2 separate regions of the Homo sapiens genome follow, and region 2 is linked to region 1. Evidence: chromatin loops called from intact Hi-C (ENCODE). Cell type or tissue: PC-9. All regions are shown on one strand. Links, peaks and the distances in the headings refer to the core of each region. The heading gives the core; the rest is flanking DNA.

The links. Peaks named below come from ENCODE experiments on the same cell type or tissue, not always from the same donor. Only the 100,000 strongest peaks of a DNase experiment are listed, where the experiment ranks them.
Region 2: it touches region 1 in a loop (3-fold over the local background); 1 of 110 quality-filtered maps calls a loop at or near these places.

What each region holds. Positions count from the first base shown.
Region 1 is chr20:45,991,434-45,999,770 of GRCh38, reverse strand. No RefSeq gene overlaps it. Among named protein-coding and RNA genes, the nearest start is that of MMP9, 13 kb to the left of the region's middle. RefSeq lists an enhancer at 3,848-4,355. In PC-9, for the core only: CTCF peaks have their summits at 3,189 and 3,391; DNase peaks (open chromatin) are centred at 4,060, 4,840 and 6,100; H3K27ac peaks cover 2,979 bases.
Region 2 is chr20:45,588,371-45,596,707 of GRCh38, reverse strand. No RefSeq gene overlaps it. Among named protein-coding and RNA genes, the nearest start is that of WFDC8, 13 kb to the right of the region's middle. In PC-9, for the core only: CTCF peaks have their summits at 3,764 and 3,964 (motif pointing left); a DNase peak (open chromatin) is centred at 3,947; H3K27me3 peaks cover 473 bases.

The DNA.
Region 1 (8,337 bases), core at 208-8,207:
GTGGCTCAGTGTGGACTGGAAAGTCCAAGGTGTTTTACTCCCATTCCTGGATGGATTCATCATGTTTTTATTTTTTATTTTTTGAGTCAGAGTCTCACTTTTTCTCCCAGGCTGGAGTGCAGTGGCACGAACATAGCTCATGGCAGCCCCTAACTCCTGGGCTTAAGTGATCCTCCCGCCCCAGCCTCCTGAGTAGCTGCTACTACAGGCATGCGCCACCACACCCAGCAAATTTTTTGTTTGTTTTTGGCAGAGATGGAGTCTCACTGTGTTGCTCAGGTTTGTGTCAAACTCCTGGGCTCAAGTGATACTCCTGCCTCAGCCTCCAAAAGTGCTGGGATTGCAGGTGTGAGCCACCACGCCTGGCCTATTAATCGTGTTTTTTCTTTTCTGTATTTTATGATGCTTTGACATCCAGGGGCCTTATGGACCCGAAAAGGGACTGCCCCTCCTAGGGATAGCTAATTCCTAGAGATGGCAATCTTGCCTGGGAGCACCTCTTAATGTGCAAACCAACCAATCTTGATTCCATAACCCCCATCCACCTCCTACCTCCTTTTATCAGCTCCTGCAGTTCAGGATGCTATCCCCCATTCTAGATCATCCTGCTTAGGTACTAGACAACTAGGGACCACCCCTATAGCCCAGAACCCAAGGGAATTGTTCAAGCTAGCCAGTCCTAAACCCATCCAGCTTGTCTACCCTGCCTTGCCTATTCCTTCCCACCAAAATCACAATGAAGACTCTGGCCCACACTTCCCCCTTCCTCCTTCTGCCTCCTGACTGATGCTGGTACTTCCCCATGTGGCCCTGTGTGACATGGCATGCCCCCTCCTCTTGAGAACTGTGGTTAACCAACTGTCTTTCAATGACAATCATCTCCTGATCTGTTGGCCTCGCCATACCTGAATAAAAACAAAATCCCAGGTACAATTTAAAACATGGGGGTCAGCCGGTGCGGTGACTCATGCCTGTGATCCCAGCACTTTGGGAGGGCGAGGTGGGAGGATTGTTTGAGCCCAGGAGTTTGAGACCAGCCTGGGCAACATAGCAAGACCACCATCTCTAAAATAAAAAAGAAAAATATGTATATAAAACACTGGGGTCTTGGCAGAGCTAGCTGGAAGGCTGGGCTGTAGTGTGCCCTTCTCCCTTCCCCACGTAATCTCCATGTGGTCTCTCCAGTCAGTCTTCTTACGGAGTGAGTGACTCAGGGCTCCCAGAGACCAAGGCAGAAGCTGCCACTTCCCTTAAAGTCTGGGCCTGAAGCTGGCATAGTGTCACATCCACTGTATTCTATTGGCCAAAGCAGTCACAGGCCAGGAGAGGAAGATAGAGCCCAATTCTCTATCTCCTGTGATATGAAAGGAGTATCACAGAGCATGCAGCCATCTTTAATCTTCCAGGGATGGAGAGGTATCCTCCCACTGGAAACCTCCCCCGGGCATCAGGGATGCAGACATGTGACTGGGTTTGGGCCATAGGATGCTCCCCCCAGATCTCTGAATCTTAGGAGACTGCTGGATTGATGTATGAGCAGAGCCCAGCAGTCCTGAGGGTCCTCCAGGGTCAGTCCAGGCTGACCCTGCTACGCGTTCCTGATCGTGCCCACTGTGGGCCAGTCTCCCTCGACACCAGCTCACCTTCCAAGCTTGGCCTTGAGCCTTCACATCGCTGCTGTGAGCCTCCAGAAATCTGTTTAGTACATTCCTTTTTGCTTAAGTTAGCCTGAGCCAGTTTTGCTTATTTAAAACCCAGGGCCCCCACTAATACAGGACCATTCTCTTCCTTCTCCTCACTCCCTGAGTGCCTGGCTTTAACGGAAAGCACCACTGGCCTCATTTCCTAAAGCCCCCTGGGTAGCACCTGCCGAGGTCCCAGTGGCACCTCCAATGTAACCTGGTCCAAATCCAGTCCTCCCCAGCCCTGCTCCTCCCTCTGGGCCCCTCCTCCAGCTTCCTATTCATTCCCAGGCCTTCCCAATTTCCAAATCACCTGTATGGCATCCGATAGCCCCCCACAATGACATTCAAGTAACTGACAACCTGGACAGTCCTCTTTAATCCAGCCCCTCTGTATTTATTTGCTTGCATGGGCTGCCATAACAAAGTCCCATAGATGGGTGGCTTAAACAACAGAAATGTATTTTCTCATAGTTCTGGAGGCAGAAGTCCTAGATCAAGGTGCTGGCAGGGCTGGTTTCTTCTGAGCCCCCCTTCCTGGGTCTGTAGATGGCCGTCTACTTTCCTTGTCTTCGCATGGTCTCCCCTCTGTGCATGTCTGTGTCCTAATTTCCTCTTCTTAAGGACGCCAGTCATATTGGATTAAGGCCCATTCCCATGACCTCATTTTAACTTAATTACCTCTTTAAATACCCTATCTCCAAATACAGTCACCTTCTGAAGTGCTAGGGGTTAAGGTTTCAACACTGAATTTTTTGAGGGGAACACAGTTCAGCCCAGGACACCACCATCCTCTGCATTCCCACTGCCTCTGCCTGAGCTTCAGCCTTGCCACCTCTCTCTCCTGTTTTTGCAATAGCTCAGCCCCTCTAGCACCCAGCATCCAGCTCCTTATTGCCTCCAGAATAAATGCTGAACTCCTTAGCCTGGCATCCAAGGCCCTGCTGAGCCTGACTCCAACCTGCTTTTAAAGTCGTCATTGCAGTGAGGGCCAGGAAAGATGTGAATGTTGTCTAACGGCTTGCTACTCAAAGTGTAATCCACGGACCGGCAGCATTGGCATCACCTGGGAGCCAGTCAGAAATGCAGAATCTCGGGCCAGACCACAGACATACTGAATCAGAATCTGCCTCACCTGCATAAGATCCCCAGGTGACCTGATACAAGGCAAAGTTTGAAAGTTTACAGATGACCAGGCATGATGGCTCATGCCTGTAATCCCAGCACTTTGGGAGGCCAAGGTGAGAGGCCTGCTTGAGTCCAGGAGTTTAAGACTAGCCTGGGCAAGATAATGAGACTCCCCTCTCCCTCCTCCTTTCTCCACAACAGTAAAAAAAATTAGCCACATGTGGTGGCATGCACCTGTGGTCCTAGCTACTCAGGAGGCTGAGGTGGGAGGATAACTTGAGCCTAGGAGGTCGAGGCTGCAGCGAACCGTGATCACACGACTGCACTCCAGCCTGGGCGACAGAGCGAGCCCTTGTCTCAAAAAAAAAAGAAAGTTTGGCCAGGTGCGGTGGCTCATGCCTGTAATCCTAGCACTTTGGGAGGCCGAGGCAGGCTGACCATCTGAGGTCGAGACCAGCCTGGCCAACATGGTGAAACCCCATCTCTACTAAAAATACACACACACACACAAATTAGCTGGGCGTGGTGGCGGGCGCTTGTAATACCAGCTACTGGGGAGGCTGAGGCAGGAGAATCACTTGAACCTGGGAGGCAGAGGTTGCAGTGAGCCTAGATGGCGCCACTGCTCTCCAGCCTGGGCGACAGAGCAAGACTTCATCTCAAAAAAAAAAAAAAAAAAAAAAAAAATTGCTGGGCGCGGTGGCTCACACCTGTAATCCCAGCACTTTGGGAGGCCGAGGTGGGTGGATCACCTGAGGTCAAGAGTTCAAAACCAGCCTGGCCAACATGGTGAAACCCCGTCTCTAATAAAAACACAAAAATTAGGCAGGCATGGTAGTGTGCACCTGTAATCCCAACTACTCGGGAGGCTGAGACAGGAGAATCGCTTGAACCCAGGAGGTGGAGGTTGCAGTGAGCCAAGATCGCGCCATTGCACTCCAGTCTGGGTGACAGAGTGAGACTGTCTCAAAAAGAAAGAAAGAAAGAAAGGAAGGAAGGAAGGAGGGAAGGAAGGAAGGAAGGAAGGAAGGAAGGAAGGAAGGAAGGAAGGAAAGAAAGAAAGAAAGAAAGTTTACAGATGGTAAGAAAGAAAGTTTACAGAATGGCATCCAGAGAGGGACTCAAAGGATCAGGTTTCACCTTGTTGGGCCAGAAACTTGACTTTGCCCGGACAGAACCACCTCATTCAGAGGAGTCTGAGACGCACAGCAGATGACAATTCTGAACAAACAAATAAACTTGGCTATTAAGAATAGCCCAAGGCTAACAAGAATTCCAAATTCACAGGTTAAGCAAATGAAAAGGTTGCCCAAGATGGCTCCCTGATGGGTTCTCAAATTTCTCATTTCCATTCAGCAAACATTTATTGAATCCCTGCTGAGTGCTGAGCTGGGTGCTGGGCGCAGGGAATTCAAGGAGATGTGAGCTTTGTCCTGCAGGAGCTCACACACTAGGAAGGAAGACAGATCACAAAGAGACACAGTGAATAACTGGTGTATATGCCAAGGGCACCCACCCACCCACGCTCCGGGATCCACGCTCCATCCTGAGCTTCGGTTCTTGAAATACATCAAGAACTCTGGCTTCTGAGCCTTTGCACTATCCATCCCTCCTGCCTCAAACCCTTCCCACGCTTCCCCTCTCTGCCCTCCCTCTTTGCCTGGCTAAATCTTATTCATCTTTTATATTTCAGCTGAGTTGTCATTTATTCCAGGAAAATGCTGCTGACCACCCCAACCTGGGAAGGGGGCTTTTTCTGTGCTCCCATGACTCCCCTCAGCCCACCACTTCCCTTACTGAGACATTTTTCATCATTCAGAGTGAATTTCCTGTTTATTTGTCTATCTGTCCACACAGGCTGAGAACATATCATGGGTGCAGGAAACTTATGTGCTGTGTTCACTATATTCTCAGGTATTTCTTCTCTTTCTTTGACAGACAGGATCCTGCTCTATTGCCCAGGCTGGAGTGCAGTGGCACGATCATGTCTCATTGTAACCTTAAACTCCTAGGCTGAAGCAATCCTCCTGCCTCAGCCTCTGGAGTAGCTGAGACTTCAGGCATGAGCCACCACGCTCAGCCTTAGGTATTTCTTAAATACAAACATAAGAGTGGCCGGACGCAGTGGCTTACACCTGTAATCCCAATATTTTGGGAGGCCAAGGTGAGAGGATCACTTGAGGCCAGGAATTCAAGACCAGCCTGGCCAACATGGTGAAACCCCCATCTCTACTAAAAATACAAAATACCCCATCTCAGCTGGGCGCGGTGGCTCACGCCTGTAATCCTAGCACTTTGGGAGGCCGAGGCGGGCGGATCACCTGAGGTCAGGAGTCCGAGACCAGCCTGACCAACATGGAGAAACCCCATCTCTACTAAAAATACAAAATTAGCCGGGCGTGGAGGCACATGCCTGTAATCCCAGTTACTCGGGAGGCTGAGGCAGGAGAATCGCTTGAACTCAGGAGGCGGAGGTTGCGGTGAGCCAAGATTGCGCCATTGCACTCCAGCCTGGGTGAAAAGAGCGAAAACTCCATCTAAAAAAAAAAAAAAAAATACCCCGTCTCTACTAAAAATACAAAAAAAAAAAACCTAAAAAAAAAAAAAATTAGTGGGGTGTGGTGGCACTCGCCTGTAATCCTAGTTACCCAGGAGGCTGAGGCACGAGAACTGCTTGAACCTGGGACGCAGAGGTTACAGTGAGCCAAGATCAAGCCACTGTACTCCAGCCTGGGCAACAGAGCAAGACTCTGTCTAAATAATAATAATAATAAGAGTAATACTAGTCAGCTCTTTTTGAGCTCATATTGTGTGCCAAGCACTGTCCTAAGTATTTATGTATAATAACTCATTTAACCCCCACAACTACCCAGTGAAATGGGTGCTATAATTTTTCCCATTCCGCAGATGTAGAAGTACAGAGAAGTTAAGTAACTTGACCAAGATTACACAGCTAGTAAGTGGCAGAGAAGGGATTCACACCCAGGCAGTCTGGCTCCAGAGTGCATATTGGAAGACAACATTATTCACTCCATGGGGGAGGGGTCAGAGGTCAGGAAAGGGTTCAGCAGGAGCACTACCTGGGCCGGGTTTTGGAGTGTGAATAGGAGTCTGCCATGTGGAAATGGAGGAGTAGGGCTTTGCAGATTTGACAACCTCCAATCTGGGCCCCGCCTGTCAGTGCAAAAGCATTTCCCTGAAGGGCAAATGTAAAGCAATTGACAGCACTCCAGACACTAACCAACTAGGCTTAGACAGGGTGAATGCTGGGTCTGGTTTCAGCCTGAGTCACCCACTGGCAGGGCAGGTTACACACACCCTGCAATGGCTGAGAAGTACATTGTCCTTCCCTCTTGCCCCAAGGTTCAGGCTCACGCCAGAACCACCACACCTCCCTTGCAGGGATTGCCTCACTCGCTCAGCAAGGAACACCCCAGCGGGCATGCCTTCGGGCAGATGTGGGCTCAGAGCAGACCTGGAGCCTGCGAAGAGAGCAGGCGAGGTTCCTCTCTTCCCTGCAAAGCACCCCAAAACCCCACTCAGGCTGACCTTAGAGACTAGAGTAGCTTCCCCTGACTCAGGGGTCCTCTAATTTCCTCCTCTCCTCTCCCCTCCCCTCCCCTCCCCTCGCCTCTCCTCTCCTCCCCTCTCCTCTCCTCTCCTCTCCTTTCTTTTTCCTTCCTTCCTTCCTTCTTCCTTTTTTTTTTAAATAGAAAGACAGGAGGTCTCACTTTGTTGCCCAGGCTGTACTCGAACGTCTCCGTTCAAGTGATCCTCCCACCTCAGCCTCCCAATTATCTGGGATTATAGGCACGAGCCACCGTGCCCAGCTAGTCCTCCAACTTCTAAAGCCCCAGAACCTATTTAAGAAACTGGATCTCAGCCAGGAGCGGTGGCTCACACCTGTAATCCCAACACTTTGGGAGGCCGAGGCAGGCAGATCACCTGAGGTCAGGAGTTCAAGACCAGCTGACCAACACAGCGAAACTCTGTCTCTACTAGAAATACAAAAATGAGCCGGGCATGGTGGCGTGTGCCTGTAGTCTCAGCTACTCGAGAGGTTGAAGGAGGAGAATCATTTGAACCTGGGAGGTGGAGGTTGCAGTGAGCCAAGATGACACCACTGCACTCCAGCCTGGGCAACAGGGTGAGACTGTCAAATAAATAAATAAATAAATCAGTCAAATAATGACCACAAGAAAGAGAACATGAACACTAAAAGTAATGTGAATTTCTTGATTGGACCCTGGGTTTTTAATGTTTTAAATTGCCCACATTAAGGGATGTCTGTGGGACAACTGGAGACATTTGTGGGGTTTTTTTATTTTTTGGTTTGTTCGTTTGTTTTTTGAGACAGAGTCTCACTCTGTTGCCCAGGCTGGAATGCAGTGGCGCGATCTTGGCAACCTCCACCTCCCAGATTCAAGCAGTCTCCTGCCTCAGCATCCTAAGTAGCTGGGACTACAAGCATGCACCACCACGCTCCGCTAATTTTTGTATTTTTAGTAGAGATGGGGTTTCACCACGTTGACCAGGCTGATCTCAACCTCCTGACCTCAGGTGATCCGCCTACCTCCGCCTCCCAAAGTGCTGGGGTCACAGGCGTCAGCCACCATGCCCGGCTGAGAAATTTGAATGTAGATTATATGTTGGATAATTGTACTGTGGTTATGTAAGAAACTGCCCTTATTCTTTGGAGGTTTAAGGGTGAAATGTGAAGATGTGTGCAACTAACTCCCTTGTGGTTCAGAAAAAAAAAGTATTACATGTATAAATATAAATAAATAGAGAGAGAGAAGAGGAAGTATTATAAATATAGAAATATATTAACAACTGGTGAGTCTAGATGAAGGTTATGAGTGAAGGTCATTGTACTACTCCTGCAACTTCTGTGAAGGTTTGAGAATTTTTCAAAATAAAAAGTTGGGCCAGGTGCAGTGGCCCATACCTGTAATCCCAGCACTTTGGGAAGCCACAGCGGGAAGATTGTTTGAGTCCAGGGGTTCAAGACCAGCCTGGGTGACATAATGAGACCTCGTCTCCACAGTCAAAAAATTCACTGGGCTTGGTCGTGTGTGTCTGTGTAGTCTCAGCTACTCAGGAGACTGAGATGGGAGGATCACTTGAGCCCAGCTTGAGGTTACAGTGAACTGTGATTGCACCACTGCACTCCAGACTGGGCTAGGCTGAGTCCCTGCCTCAAAAAAAAAAAAAAAAAAAAAAAAAAACAGAAGAAGAAGAAAATTAAGATAAGATAGTGGTCACTCCACTGCCAGGCAAAGTATGGAGGAGTCTTCTGGCATTGTATGATATCCTATTTATTTTCCTTTCTTTTCTTTTTTTTTTTTTTTTTTGAGACAGGGTCTCACTGTCTCCCAGGTTGGAGTGTAATGGCTTGATCAGAGCTCCCTGCAACCTCATACTCCTGGGTTCAAGCGATCCTCCTGCCTCAGCCTCCCAAAGTGCTGGGATTACAGACATGAGCCACCGCGCCTGGCCCATCCTACTTCTTGATATGGGATTGTTG
Region 2 (8,337 bases), core at 89-8,088, 400 kb after region 1:
GGATTTTATCAGGAGCATTCCCCAGGGGGGGAAATATCTGTTTTGACTTCTGTGGGAACACAGGAGTTTTTTTGTAATGGATAGATGAAGGTGGGGTGGGGTGTATCCCATGGGTATAGCAGGGGTAAGCAATAGATTTATTAGTTACAACTAACAACTATTGTTCCAAGCAACAAATATTATTAATAGTTGTTCAAAGAAACACTAATCTAGGCTGGTGTGTTTCAACCCAAATAAGCAGCAGCATGGCACCTGTCTCCTGGAACTATTTTGTTCCTTGTCAGTCTGCTCCAGACACTCCTCCTTTGTGCTAAGTGCAGAGGCCAAGAATCCAGAGCATCACTCCATGCCCTATTCCTACCCTCACTCGGATCAACCTCTGCCTTATTGCTTTTGCTACCTGGGACACTGCATCATCGGAACATCACTAATGTCCCATCTGCATGGTTTGTGCCCAAACCAAGAGGAGAACAGATCAGCAGTATCTCAGATATGAGACATCCAGTGATGCTGTTGCATCAACAGAATAGTTAGGGAGCTGATCTCTGTGCCTAGGCCCTGCTGCTGGGTTTCATGCCAAGCAAAGGCAATGTTGCTTGTGTCAACAGGGACAAAATGAGAAGGGCTTTCAGAAGTCCCCCCTAACTAAGGACAATTTTCCATTATCTGAATGCCCCACAATTAAAGCTTTATTCATTAGGGTTAATTTATTTATTTTTGAGACGGAGTCTCACTCTGTCGTCCAGGCTGGAGTGCAGTGGCACGATCTCAGCTCACTGCAACCTCTACCTCCCAGGTTCAGGCAATTCTCATGCCTCAGCCTCCCAAGTAGCTGGGATTACACGTGCATGCCACCATGTCTGGCTAATTTTTGTATATTTAGTAGAGATGGGGTTTCGCCATGTTAGCCAGGTTGGTCTTCAACTCCTCACCTCAAGTGATCTGCCTGCCTTGGCCTCCCAAAGTGCTGGTTGGGGCCTCCCAGTGGGAATCTCAGTATCCCCAGCCAGGGGTTTATGGATGGGGCACTGATAACCCTGAGAGGACCTCCTAGGAGGAGGGACAGCTGTGGTATTGTGGATCAATGATCTGTCTTTTCTGCCTACTGGCTCTGGAGAGTCAGGGCAGCCCAGATGAGGGTGATTCCCCCAGTGTGGCACACCCTTCAAGGGGCAGAAACTCTGCTTATTTAAGCAGGTCTCTGACCCTGCTCCTGCTGACTAAGTGAGACCTCTCAACAGGAGTCTCCACACACCTCATGCAGGAGTGTTTCAGCTGGCGTCAGGCCAGTGCCCCTCTAAGACAGAGCTCTCAGAGGAAGGAGCAGCTTGGCATCTTTGCTGGTCTGCAGCCTCCACTGGTGATAACTCCAGGGATGGGAGGGACCCAGGCAAATAGGAACTGGAGTGGACCACAAGCAAACTGCAGCAGCCCTGCAGAAGAGGAGCCTGACTGCTAAAATAAAAGCAAACAGAATGCAACAGCATCAATGAAAAAGGCACCATAAAAAACTCCATTCAAATGTCAGCAGCCTCAAAGATCAAAGGTAGATAAACCCATGAAGATGAGAAAAAATGCTGAAAACTCAAAAAGCCAGAGTGCCTCTTCTCCTTCAGAGAGTTGCAACACCTCTCTAGCAAGGGCACAGAAATGGGCTGAGACTGAGATGGATGAATTGACAGAAGTAGGCTTAGGAAGATGGGTAATAAAGAACTTCACCAAGCTAAAGGATTATGTTCTAACTCACAGCAAAGAAGCTAAGAACTATGATAAAACATCACAGGTGCTGTTAATCAGAATCACCACTTTAGAGAGGAACATAAATGATCTGATGGAGCTGAAAAACACAACATGAGAACTTCATAATGCAAACACAAGTATCAATAGCTGAATAGACCAAGTGGAAGAAAGGATATCAGAGCTTGAAGACTATCTTGCTGAAATAAGGCAGGCAGACAAGATTAGAGAAAAAAAGAATGAAAAGGAATGAACAAAACCTCCAAGAACTATGGGACTATGTTAAAAGACTGAACCTAGAAATGATGGGGTACCTGAAAGAGACTGGGAGAATGAAACCAAGTAGGAAAATACACTTCAGTGTATCATCCAGGAAAACTCACCCAACCTAGCAAGACAGGCCAACATTCAAACTCAGGAAATCCAGAGAACCCCAGTAAAATACTCCATGAGAAGATCAGCCCTGACACATAATCATCAGATTCTACAAGGTCAAAATGAAAAAAAAAATGTTAAGGGCAGCCAGAGAGAAGGACCAGGTTACCTGTAAAGGGAAGCCCATCAGACTAACAGCAGACATCTCAGCAGAAACCCTACAAGCCAGAAGAGATCGGGGGCCAATTTTAAACACCCTTAAAGCAAATAATTTCCAACCTAGAATTTAATATTTGGCCCAGCTGAGCTTCCTAAGTGAAGGAGAAATAAAATCTTTTTCAGACAGCAAATGCTGAGGGAATTTGTCACCACCAGGTCTGCCTTCCAAGAGCTTCTGAAGGAAGCACTAAACATGGAAGGAAAAACCAATACCAGCCGCTACAAAAAACACACTGAAACACACAGATGAGTGACACTATGAAGCAAATGCATAAACAGGTCTGCAAAATAACCAACAGGCATCATGATATCAGGATACAATTCACACATAACAATATTAACTTTAAATGTAAATGGGTTAAATGCCCCCAATTTAAGGACACAGAGTGGCAAGCCAGATAGAGTCAAAATCCACCTGTGTGCTGTATTCAAGAGACTCATTATAATAAAAAAGAAAATAATCAAAATCCCAAAAATAAAAATACAATGATAAAAATAAAATAATCAGTGTATGCTATTTAGAGAAGCCTGGACCCAGCTGAAGAGAGGTTGATCAAACTGAAAGATAAGTTAGCAGAACATATCCAGACTAAAACAGGGAGAGGAAAATAATACTAGAAAGTATAGAAAAGAATGAATGTGACATATAGCATATAGTGAGAGAACTAACATATGTGTAATTGGAGATGCAGAAGGAGAAGAAAGACAGAATAGAGCAAAGAAAGGGAAAATGGCTGAGAATTTGGTAAACTGATATAAGACATCAAGCTACATATTAAAGAAGCCGCCTGAGACCAGTGAACACCTAGGCACATCACAGTAAAACCATATGTAGGTATATCTGTTTTAATTTTACTTGAAGCCAAAGCAAAGAGAAAAATCTTAAAATCTGACAGAAAAAAAGACATGCCTTTTTAAGAATAACAGTAATACTGATAGCTGTCTTCCCAATGGAAATAATGAAAGGGAGAAGACAATGGAATGATATCTTCAACTTGCTGATGGAAAATAATGCTAACCTAGAATTCTATACCTAAGAAAAAAATCTTTCAAAAATAAGACCAGAACTAAGGTATTTTCAGAGAAAGACTGAGAAAATTCATCACCAGCACTTTCACATGGAAAGAAATATCAGGCCAGGCACAGTGGCTCACACCTGCAATCCCAGCACTTTGGGAGGCCAAGGAGGGTGTATCACTTGAGGTCAGGAGTTCAAGACCAGCCTGGCCAACATGGTGAAACCTCGTCTCTACTAAAAATACAAAAATTAGCTAGGTGTGGTGGCACATGCTTGTAGTCCCAGCTACATGGGAGGATGAGGCAGGAGAATTGCTTGAACCCAGGAGATGGAGGTTGCAGTGAGCCAGGATCACGCCACTGCTCTCCAGCCTGGGTGAGTGAGACTCTATCTCAAAAAAAAAAAAAAAGAAAAGAAAAGAAATGAAATATCAGAGATTTATGCAGGCAAATGATGAACAAGAAAATGGAAGAAGGAATGAAGAAAAACAGAAAGGGAAAATATGTGGGTAAATCTAATCTGTGGTTCCCAAGTCAGGACAATTGTGCCCACTAGGGGACATTTGGCAATGTTTGAAGACATTTTTAATTGTCACAACTTGGGGGTTGGTGCTACTGACATCTAGTGGATAGAGACCAAGGATGCTGCTAAACATCCGTAATGCGTGGAACAGCCTTTTACAACAAATAATTATATGGCCCAAAACATCAACAGGGCCAAAACCGAGATATCTTTATTTAAGTTACTATTGATTATACAGTCAATAGTAATTTCCATGGAATTTAGATTTATGTAGAATTATGGTACATTAAAAAAAAACACAAAAGATGTGAGTACTTGGAGGTAAAATGTTTGAAAATTTTTGCATTGCCTGGGATGCAAATTTTATTTTATACCCTAATAAGTCCAAGATGAATTTTGTAATGTAAGAGAATAACTAACTAACAAGTCAATGAGGGGGGCAGTGTTAATGAAATTATAGGAAAAAAGCTTGATTAATCCAAAGTGCAAGAAGGATAAAAAGAAAAATAGAACAGCTGTTGGACAATAGAAATTGCATAGTAATTGGTTGATACAAACCCAAATATATCATTTATTGCATTAAATACAAACAGACCTAATATTACAAATAAAAGACAAAGACTGTCAGAGTGAATAAACAAAACGAATGCAGCTTAAGACATCTATCTTAAATATAAGGTTTGAAAGATCTACCTTAAGGTTTGAAAGTTGAAGGATGTAAGCAAGTATACTATGCAAATGCTAACAAAAGACTGTGAGTATGAATATGTTAATATCAGACAAAGTAGCCTTTAAAGCAAGAAGCATTATTAAAGATAAAACTGGACATTTCATGATGATGAAATTGTCAATCCACCACAAACAAATAGTAGTTTGAAATGTGATTTATCTAGTAATACGGCATCAAATATATTAAGCAAAAATTGGCAGAACAAAAAAAAAGAAATAAAAATCACAGTGGAAGTTAGAAGGAAGAAAATAATAAAAAGAAAAAAGTGAATGAAGTAAAAACATACATTAAAGTATATATTTAAATCTGTAAGTTACACTATAGATTTAAATGTCAAAAATATAACGTAAGATGCTAGAAGATAACACAGAAGAATATCTTCATAACTTTGGGGCAGGAAATCCTTCTTAAATGGGAAACAAAAATACTAACCATAGGGGAAAAGATGGATAAATTGAACTACATTAAAATAATAATTTCTGTTTATTAAAAAATAAAAGAGAGTGAAAAAGCAAATTACAGAGTGAGAGAAGATATTTGTAATATACATATTTATCAAGGGACTCATATCCAGGGTATATAAGAATGTGTAATAAATAAGAAAAGGGCATAAAATTGAAAAATGAGCAAAAAGATTCAACCAGCCAATTTATAAAAGACAATATCCAAATGTTCAATAAAAGGTAATAAAAAGGTGCCCAACTTGATTAGTTATCAGGAAAATGCAAATTCAAATCACAAAACACACACATAACAGAAGGGCTAAAATGAAAAAGATTTTTTAAGGCAGGGCGCGGTGGCTCATGCCTGTAATCCCAGCACTTTGGGAGGCCGAGGCGGGTGCACCACGAGGTCAGGAGATCGAGACCATCCTGGCTAACACGGTGAAACCCTGTCTCTACTAAAAATACAAAAAATTAGCCAGGTGTGGTGGTGGGTGCCTGTAGTCCCAGCTACTTGGGAGGCTGAGGCAGGAGAATGGCGTGAACCCGGGAGGTGGAGCTTGCAGTGAGCCAAGATCACGCCACTGCACTCCAGCCTGGGCAACAAAGCAAGACTCCATCTAAAAAAAAAAAAAAAGTTTTTAAGAAACCTAAATGTTGCAGAAAAATCAGCATCACTGGAAGTCTCATATTCTGCTGATGAGAATGTATACTGATATAACCAATTTGGAAAACTGTTTGGCAGATCTCCTAAAACTGAACATATGCATATCCTATGACCCAAAAATTCCACTTCTAGGTATATACCCAACAGGAATATCTATATGTATGCCCAGTGCCATATATAAAAGTGGTCATAGAAACATTCATAAGACTCTAACTTGGATACAATCCAAATATCTATCAAAAGTGGAATGGATTAAATATTATATTCATTCAATGGAATATTATATAACAATGAAATTGAATGAACAACATCCACAATATAGACGGACTTTCCAAACATGATGTTGAGCAAAAGAAGCCAGACACAAAATAATACACACTGTATTATTCCATTTATATAAAGTTTAAAATAGGCAAGTCTAATTGATGGTGATAAAATTTAAAATAGCGATGACCTTTTCTTGGATGAGAGAAGAGGAATATTATCTGATGATCTCTTTCTTAATCTGGGTGGTGTCTAGATGGGTATGTATGTAGTAAAAATCCACTAATGATTTATGCACTTGTGTGCAGTATACATAAAGAAAACAGTACTTGCTCCCAAAATCATTTTATAGAAAATAAATTATTTCTGCAATATTTGATTAAATGAAAAAAGTTAGAAACAGCATGTATAATCTGAGGCATATTTGATGAAAAACACATATATATAGATTATATATGAGTAGAGGTAAAGATTAGATATAAATTCAGATGATATATGTATTGATACAGTAAAAAAATCTGGACACGTAGTAAATTATCAACAGTTATTATCTCTAGGTAAGGAATAACTACTATCTCATTACTTCTCTTTGTTCTTTTCTGTTTTTCAAATGTATATTTTTCAAATTTCAAAAATTAAAAAAAAGTGTGGAGAATTTATTTCTGCAATGAGAGGTGTATGAGCTATAAGAAAAAGGAAGTACTTTGTGAGAAGCCAGTGCCCACCCAGGGAGTGATGGCCAGAGGAGTGGAGGAGGCAGAACCAGATAAGGTAGTGAGAGTCGAGTCACACATTCTCCAAACTCCTCATCTGGAACCCTTTTCTACCCCCAGCAGAGCCTGGTAAAATCCTGAGTCTCCTGCCAGCTTTACTCAGATGTCCAAATTGCTGATACTCCTTGGCATTGTGGTTCTGCCAGTGTCAGGAGAATGGAAAGAAAGAGTTTTTTCCTGTAATGGAATTTTCAGATTACTGTATGTATTCTGGCTGGGCTTCAAAATGAAGAGTGGGTGGAAAACAAAAAGACTTTTACAGTCCTATTGCAGAGAGGTGCCAGGGGCTGGCAACATAAAAACACAGCTTTTTAAAAAAGTCAGAATCCCTGAAGAAAACTAAATGTTTAATTCTCAGGCTTGAGGATCTCCTGATGCTGCAAGTAATGCAATGTTTTTATCTGTGTTTGGGGGACAGTGGTGGCCTCACTGAGTTTTTGTCTAGGAGGACACTTACCAAGGAAGAGCTCCACCAGGTTCAGAGCCTGCATGGAGGGTTCCTAGCTCATAAACTGAGGAGGACATAAACTTAGGAGTTTATGTCCTCAGTTAAGAGTTCCAAAGAGGAACACCAAATTGGGAAAGGACTACTAATTATTTCTTGAAACATGCCCTTTTATTAGGATTGAGTATTTCAAAACATTGGGCATAAAAAGGAGAAATAAAATGCATGCTTGATGGAGAGAAGTTTGGAGCCACTGGGATAACAAAAGTGAAATCTTCAGAAGAATTGAAGGTAAGGTGGTGAGTAGATATTGCATGATGAATATGGGTAGGGAAGAGCTGAGTCTTTCAGGGCCATTTCAGCCAGAAGTGGAGAGGTGAAGGTGGAAGGAAAGTTTTTTCCCTACTTTGAGATTCAATTCTTCCCATCCTGTAAAATGGGGGACTAGAAAGTGCCTCAGAACTAGTTGCTCTAAGAATTGAACTCAGGTTCTGTGAGTTTAAATTCCATAGAGGTGACGTCATAGCAGCTGAGTTGTTGAAGGGAGGATGATTGGGGACTGGAACTTTACTCCAGAAGCCAACAACAACAACAACAACAACAACAAAGAAAACCACCCAGATCCTTGCGCTGGGGAGAGGAAGAAGGGAAATCAATGGAGTGGGTCCTGGAGCATTGGAGGGGCTGATAATAGTGAGAAACACCCTCCTGGGTGTTACTGCTCATATACTCCTCAATTTTATCAAAGCCAAAACTGAAATGCCACACAGATTCTCACTGATAGGCAGAACCTTCTGCAAGTTACACTCAGAATCTCAAATTCATCATTAATGCAGTAATGTCTTCTGCGGAAATGTCTGCATGCTTCTTGAAGATGGTAAGATCTAAGAAGCACCTTTCCCTCTTCATCCAGTTCTCAAAAATTATGGACTCTTAGGTTGTGGGGAGACAGACAGCAGGATGCTATGCCTCCTCAGTCCCAGCCAATCCAATCTGGGGCCTCTGCTTCTTCATCCTATCCCCAGACTCCCCACACTCCTCTTGTAGGTCTGCTTGATTTAGCCAAACCCTAGGAGATCTGGCATTTATGTCTCTGCTCATTGAACTTAAAACATCCTGGGAGAATCCTTGTGTGGGCATCTCT